Linked DNA regions of Homo sapiens: regions 1 and 2 are each linked to region 3. A link is a loop called in an ENCODE intact Hi-C map of the cell type or tissue named here. Cell type or tissue: mammary epithelial cell. All regions are shown on one strand.

Region 1 (2,500 bases), 240 kb before region 3:
TATACCAATCATGATGGTCCTGATTAAAGTCTGCCTTACCCATGCTTTAATAAGTATCATCAAATAATTTTTTCTTTAGCAAGAAAAAAAATTTGGTCTACAGTAGGTTGCATTGGTTTTTTTCTTGCTGCATAACAAATTACTGTGCTTAACTATTACTTTCTTCCATAGAATGTTTTCCACTTTTTCATGCAAAAGGGGATAGAGTTAGAATAATCTTACTGAAATTTTATTCATTGTTTTGGGATTTTACTACTGGAAAGTCATTAACATGGCACCTGAAATAAAATTATTTTAAAAGAAAAAATTATTCCAATTAGAACTCTCCCTCCTGTTTTGAGACACACTGCTGGGGCTTTAAAAAAATTGTAATCTCGTGACTTTGGCATTTTTCGGAAGAGCAAACAGGATTTTCAGGGTAGAAGAGCACCTACCATGCTTCTCACTTAACTTACTTAAGTCAGACTGGTAGCAATTAGCTCAAGAATTCATTGTGTTTCTATTGAGTGTGTCTTGCAGTTTCACCTCATTAGCATGCCTGCATTTTCTGCATAAATCTATCAAGGATGTTCTCCAAGGGGTTAAGCCTAGATGTGGAAGCAGTGCAGCCCTTTATCAAGAAATCCCTGACAAGATTCTCTTGGTTCAATTCAACTATTGTCCACCGTAGGAAAAAAAAAGATGAATTTGTTCTTCACAATGTAATTTTCCGGCATAAAAAACTTGCAGACTTCCTAGGAATATTTGGCACATTGACAACAGTGTGTCTGACAATTTCTGCTCTGGGATGTGCCGTGACTGGAATCCTCAATAATTTTTCAGATGAGAACTGAAAGCCACAAATAGAGCATAGTGTTTATCCTCACAATGTCTGGCTTTGCCAAACATGATTCAGAGCAAGAAATAGCTAGAGGTCTTATATTACTGCTTTCAACATAGGTTCAAAAAATAATAATAATCCTTAAGAACATATTCACTGGATTGCAAAAAAGACAATGACTCAGCATTCTTTAACTTTCATGACCTCTCCTTATGACTCAACATTACCACTGGCCAGATGACCTGGTTAAAGAAATATTCACAATTATCTGGGACATCTACACAAAGTAAACATGAGGCAATTTTCACAATGACTAAATAAAACCAAAGCAGAACCCTAAGAACATTTTCTTCTATTAAAAACTAAAAACCTGAAATAATTTTTTGCTTTAATAATGTAGATGTTACAAAAAATTGGGAGTAGAAACAATTATTATTTATTTTTTGATAATTATCTCAAATGTCTCCTTTACACCGCATGTATAACTAAATGTAACAAAAAAACTGAGCCAGGATTTAGAAAGTTGAAGATGCATTCTTCTTCACTCATTATTATACAAGCCTGCAAGGTTCTCTGCTGGGCATTCTAGTAACTACAATGATGAGTCATACAGGGGTCCTAGCCTCACATGTTTATGTAATGTGATTTATGAAATATGTGCTCAATTCTAATATATACTAAATTAAATAATAAGTGAACCCTAAATGTAACTCCACTGAAACATGTAGATCCATATTTGCATCCGCACCACCGGTGTCCAAAAGAATGGCTGGGCAGGGTTAAATGCGCATTTTGCTCTTTTCATTTATTCCTTATTTCATTTATTTCTTTTGAATGTGTATATTATTAGACATCAATTGCGCGTGAAATTCTCAGCTCAGAATAAATGTTGGCAAGCAAAATTTACCAAAGTGTTTACTTCTTATTTATTTCCATCCTCTATTTTAATCTACCATTAAAAATAATAGTCGAATATTGCTTTCAGTTAGCACATAATAACCAACACAGTCTTTAAAAGTAGATAGAGGCCAAAGTCAGAATTCTTCATTCAACTGTCAGATAATTCTGAGACGGGTTGGTTCCTTAACCTCTTGAGGCTGTTTGTGTGGGGTGGTGAGGTAGTGAGGCATGACGGAGAGGCAGGAGCAGGCTTGTGAAGAGGCATCAGACTGGGTGATGACAGAGATGAATCCCATTGTGCACCCTTGGGCACATTACTTCCCCTCTCTTGGACTCAGTGTTCTTTCATCTGTAAAAAGGGTGTAAATGCTACTGCAGAGGTAAATACTAAACGGGATAAAGTATCCATGTCTTGGCTGTTGTGAACAATGCTGCCCCAGAAGTGCAAATATCTTTACAAGGTACTGATTTCACTTCCTTTGGGTATATACCCAGAAGTAGAATTGCTGGATCATATAGTAATTCTATGTTTACTTTTTAATGCCTCCATAGTGTGCTCCATAATGGCCATACCAATTTACATTCCATCAACAGTGTACTAGGGTTCCCTTTTCTCCATGCCTTTGCTAACACTTGTTATCTCGTGTCATTTGGTAACAGTCATCCTAACATGTGTGAGGTGATATCCAGTTTGCATCTCCCAGATGATTAAGGATGTTGGTCATCTTTTCATATACCTTTTGGCCATTTGTATGTCTTCTCTAAAGAAATGCCTATTCA
Region 2 (2,500 bases), 73 kb after region 3:
TGCCTGTAATCCCAGCACTTTGGGAGGCCAAGGCAGAGGATCGCTTGAAGCCAAGAATTTGAGAACAGCCTGGGTAATATAGCAAGACCTTCATCTCTATGATAAGTTTAAAAACAAAAATGAAACAATTTTTAAAATGTTTTAATGGATCAAAAGCCTAAACATAAGACTTAAAACAATAAAACCCTTAGAAGAAAACACAGGGCAAAAGCTTCACAACATTGGATTTGACAGTCATTTCTCAGATTTGACATCAAAGGCACAGACAACAAAAGAAAATATAGACAAATTGTACTTCCTAAACAATGTTTACATTTTGTACATCAAAAGATACTATCAACAAAGTAAAAACACAACCCACAAAATGAAAGAAAATATCATATCTGATAAGGGATTAATGTGCAGCATACATAGAGAACTTCTAAAACTCAACAACAAGAAGACAACCTGATTCAAAATGGGCAAAAGTCTTAAGGTGACTCACCTTCTTTGCGGGATGCCTGGGAGTTGCCATCTGCTCATCCCCATTGGCCTTAAAAAGCCAGTGGACCAAAAGGTGGCAGTCTTTTTTTTCTACAAACAGGAATTGGAAGCAGTGGCTGGCAGGCCAGTGCGATCTCTGGTTCCTGTCTATTTATGAGCCTACTCTCTATGAGTCCTGTGGTGGCCTCAGAGCTGGCAGAAGCACACTGGGTTTGTCCCTGCCTCCCTCCAACTATGAGTTGGGCCATACTAAACTGCCCACCATATTGAAAAAAAAAAGTTTTAATGGGCAAAAGATTTGAACAGACATTTCTTTAAAGAAAATACACAAATAGCCAATAAGCACATGAAAAGATGTTCAACATTACTAATCACTGGGGAAATGCAAATCAAAACAATGAGATATCACCTCACACCCATTAAGAGGGCTACTGCCAAAAGAACAGAACAGAACAGAAGTGTTGGAGAGGGTGTGGAGAAATTGGGACCCTTGTGTACTGTTGGTGAAAATGTAAAATGTTACAGCCGCTGTGAAAAACAGTATGACAGTTCCTCAAAAATTTAAAAATTGGATTAACTTATGATCCAGGAATTCTATTTCTGTACCCAAAAAAAGCTGAAAGCAGGGCCTCAAAGGATATTTGTATACCCATGTTGGTAGCAGCATTTTTGAGCTAAACCATGAAAGCAACCCATGGTCCATCAATGGATGAATGGATAAGCTAAATGTGGTATATCTGTACAATGAAATATATTTCACCTTAAAAGGGAAGGAAATTCTGATGTCGGCTACAATATAGATGAATCTTGAGAACATTATGTGAAGTGAAATAAGCCAGTCTCTAGCAGACGAGTACTGTATGATTCCACTTATATGAGGTATTTAGAGCAGTTCAAAATTATAGAGTCAGACAGTAGAATAGCGGGTGCCAGCAGCTGGGGAAAAGGGAATATGGGGAATTATTGTTTAATGGATACAGAGTTTCAATTTTACAAGATGAAACATGTTATGGAGATGAATGATGGTGATGATTGCACAACACTATGAATGCATTTAAAAATACTGAACTGTGTACTTAAAAATAGTCACGATGACAAATTTTTTGTTTCATGTATTTTACCACAATTTATCAAATGGGGAAACACTTTATAATCATTTGAAAGGATAGGAGTGCTCATAGGGGTGAAGTTTAGAAGCTACTAACTACAACATAAAATACTAATAACAGAGGAAAAAGAAAATCATTAACAGCAGCATCTAACCAGATTTCAACCAATGGGGTTTCATAATTCGTTATGTTCAACTAAATAGGGATCCCTGAACTGTCAATATAAAATTTATTGTCCTAAATGCAATTACACTGTAAGCACTGTTAAACCTTGGGATATTGATTATTTGAACATTTAGACAAATAAAAGTATTAAAATATTATAAAAATTAAAAGACTCAGTTAAGAAATCATAACATCTATGAATATACAATCATGTTTTCCCTGAAGATATGACTTCAGTCCCAAAATAAATTTTCAAATATAAAACAGCTATAATAATGTTTCAACCAATAACTTTATATTACCATAAAATTGGAAGAGAAGTAACTAGTTTTTAGGATAATAAGAAAATGTTAGTAATAAAGCATTATTAGGAAATATGCAGCAACATTCTGTTACCATGGGCTTTGTTTTTAGATCCATGATTTGATAAAAATTCATATGTCCCTTTCTATTTATTTTAAAAGAGATAAAAACCTACCACAGTAAAATGCCTCTAGGTCTATGCCTAGCGCCTTAGAAATAAAAATTTATTATCAAAGGATGGCTAAAGCCTCAGCTCATCCAAAGAGCTCCTCCTACTGTTCCAAAATATAAAATGAGTCTGAAGAGAGGAACTTTAACTGAAGAACCAGAGCATGACAAAATCAAGGCATAGGAACCAGAAGAGTTAAAGCCCCTGAGTCAGGGCTGAGATTCTGATTCTTAAACAGAAGGAGCTAAAAGTCAAACCCTGACAGAGACAA
Region 3 (2,500 bases):
TTGCTCTAATGCAACTCCCATTTTTACCACAGAACCTCTGTGAAATTCCTTGCTTTTATGAGTGGTATTTGAGGTAAACTAAGGAAAAGGCATTGTGTTCCACATTTTGGTTGACTTGGGGCATAGAAAGGGGAACAGACACAAGAGTCAAGGTGACAGTAAATTTGAAAACTCTGAGGAGCAGAAAATTAGGCCAATAAACGACGAAGAGGACGAAGTCCTCCCCGAGAATCTTCAGAGTTAGTGGACAGATGCTGTGTCATTTAGGCTTTGTCAGACAAGCAGAGCCACTATATGGGATTTGCTATAGGAACTCCACCTTATGTAATTGTAGGAGCTGTTGAGGAACCCTATGGGAGGCTGTCAGTCCTTGTCTGTTATAGCCCTGCAGGCTCTGTAGAGTTTCTCAGTACCAGCAGTTGGTAAGAACAGCTGGACATTTAAAAGGCAGGACAAGGACAAACTGGAACCTACAAAGACCAGCTGGAACCCTCATCTCCCTCTCTCTATCTCCAGCCTCAATGGCACAGAAGGAGCTGGAACACTTCACCACAGAGCCATCCACACACCCAGCTTAGGATCTGGAGAAGCTAAAGGAGATGATCCAGCAGGGGCTGGGGAGCTGTGGGCTTGGCTGCTGCCTTGTGCTAACAGGATGAGCAACAGATCAGGGACAACAGGCATGAACTTCAAGAGTGCCTAGTACCCCACACTGAACTTCCACACATAGTGGCTCACTGTGGGTAATAGTGAAAGGAATAACTCCCATCTCACACAGCTTTGCTGAATCCATGGATCCTACCTCTGTGAAAGAGAGCATTGTATATTGGTCACTGATTTACAGTATTTGCCACATCCTGAAGACTTTACCTCAAACCTGTGAGATGTTCCTTCCCAGCCGGTATGGAAACTAAATTTTTGAAAGGCTATTTCAGCATTCTATCAGACCAGCTACTTCATGGTAACAGGGAACATGGTAATATCAGTAGATTCCATCAGCATGAGTCCACAATTGCTGTTAAGTAAGTTCCTTGGTCAGAAGCAGTGTTATAAGAATACCTTGATGTGAATCATACTATGTAAGTCCACAGATGGTGATTTTGACAAAAGCCTTGAGGGCAAGGAAAACAAATCCATATTTAGAGTAAATGTCTCTTTCAGTGAGAACAAAGCACTGCCTCTTCTAAGATGGATGTGGTCCATTGCAACCAACCTACCAGCAGGTATTTCAGCCTGCTGGGGAATGGTACCATGTCAGGGGCTCAAAGTTGTACTCTGCTGTTGGCAGGTTGGACATTCAACAGTGACTATAGACAGATCAGCCATAGTGAGTGGAAGTCCATGTTGCTGAGTCCATATGAAACTTCTACCCCTGCTACCATGGCCACTTTGTTCATGAGTCCATTGGGCATGGATGGAATGGCTGCAGAGAAAGCCTGCTTGATGTCCACAGAGCAGCGCATCTTGTTCATCTGATTATTAAAATCCTCTTTTACTGAGGTTGCTCTTTGACGAGCAATCACATGGAACAAAGGTCTTCACTCTCTATGCCCATTCAGAAAGATCTATCAACACACCTCCTTGTCACCAATTGTCTAGTTGTGTTCTTTCTTGGGGGGATGCAAACAGTCAGTCCATAACATGAACCATCTAGTCAAACCATTAGCCACTGCCTGCCAGTATAAGGCCGTACCTGGGGCCATCTCCTCTTCCAGGAAAAATTAATAAGTAGGTGTACTCCTTGAAGTACTGTCCAACAATAGGAGCTCCCTTCACTACCATAGTTCAAAGCCACCCCAGAGTGGGGCAGTAGTGCTGAGCTATCCATTTTTAGGATGTGCCAGCATAGCATACCAATCTATAAACCAGGCCTGAATTGTTTTCTTCCTCAGTCAATATTTGCCATAGGCAACCCCCTAAAAGCCATATATATTTGTCTTTAGATATCCATGGGGGATTGGTTCTAGGAGCCCTTCAAATACCAAAATCCACAGATGTGGTAGTCCCTTATATAAAATAGAATAGTATTTGCATGCAACTTTTGCACATCCTCCTGTATACTTTAAATCATCTCCAGATTACTTATAACTAATACAATGTAAATGCTGTGTAAATAGTTGTTATTTCTTTCTTAGTATGACTTTTATTATTGTATTGCTTTTTTTTTTCAAAATAGTTTTTAATCCTCAGTTGGTTGACTCTATAATGCAGAACCCTCAGATTTGGAGGGCTATGTGGGTTGAGAGAGAGGAGGCAACATAACATGAGGAGGGGCATCTGGGCAACTTGCCAAGCAACTTACTCATGCCTTCAGGATCTACTTAAGCTGTACTGCATACACAACATTTTTATTTTTTTGAGAGGGCCAAAAACACCCAGTTTATTGTCCACAGCTCCTGTTCATTGGGTGGCCCATGACCAAGTGTTGAGTCTCTGCCAAGGCCAAGGAGCAATCCATAAGCAGTTTCTCAAAGAATAGCCATCTAAAAAGGATGGTAGA

The links. A loop is a pair of places that touch in the nucleus more often than their neighbours do. Peaks named below come from ENCODE experiments on the same cell type or tissue, not always from the same donor. Only the 100,000 strongest peaks of a DNase experiment are listed, where the experiment ranks them.
Region 1: a loop joins it to region 3, with 3 times the contacts of the local background. A loop is called at or near these places in 4 of 110 quality-filtered maps.
Region 2: a loop joins it to region 3, with 2.2 times the contacts of the local background. A loop is called at or near these places in 3 of 110 quality-filtered maps.

Annotation. Positions count from the first base shown.
Region 1 is chr12:58,309,480-58,311,979 of GRCh38, reverse strand. No RefSeq gene overlaps it. Among named protein-coding and RNA genes, the nearest start is that of LINC02403, 220 kb to the right of the region's middle. In mammary epithelial cell, no CTCF peak of the experiment used is centred here; DNase peaks (open chromatin) are centred at 949 and 1,959; H3K27ac peaks cover 2,196 bases.
Region 2 is chr12:57,993,038-57,995,537 of GRCh38, reverse strand. No RefSeq gene overlaps it. Among named protein-coding and RNA genes, the nearest start is that of ATP23, 53 kb to the right of the region's middle. In mammary epithelial cell, no CTCF peak of the experiment used is centred here; a DNase peak (open chromatin) is centred at 1,497.
Region 3 is chr12:58,066,315-58,068,814 of GRCh38, reverse strand. No RefSeq gene overlaps it. Among named protein-coding and RNA genes, the nearest start is that of LINC02403, 20 kb to the left of the region's middle. In mammary epithelial cell, no CTCF peak of the experiment used is centred here; a DNase peak (open chromatin) is centred at 1,024; H3K27ac peaks cover 983 bases.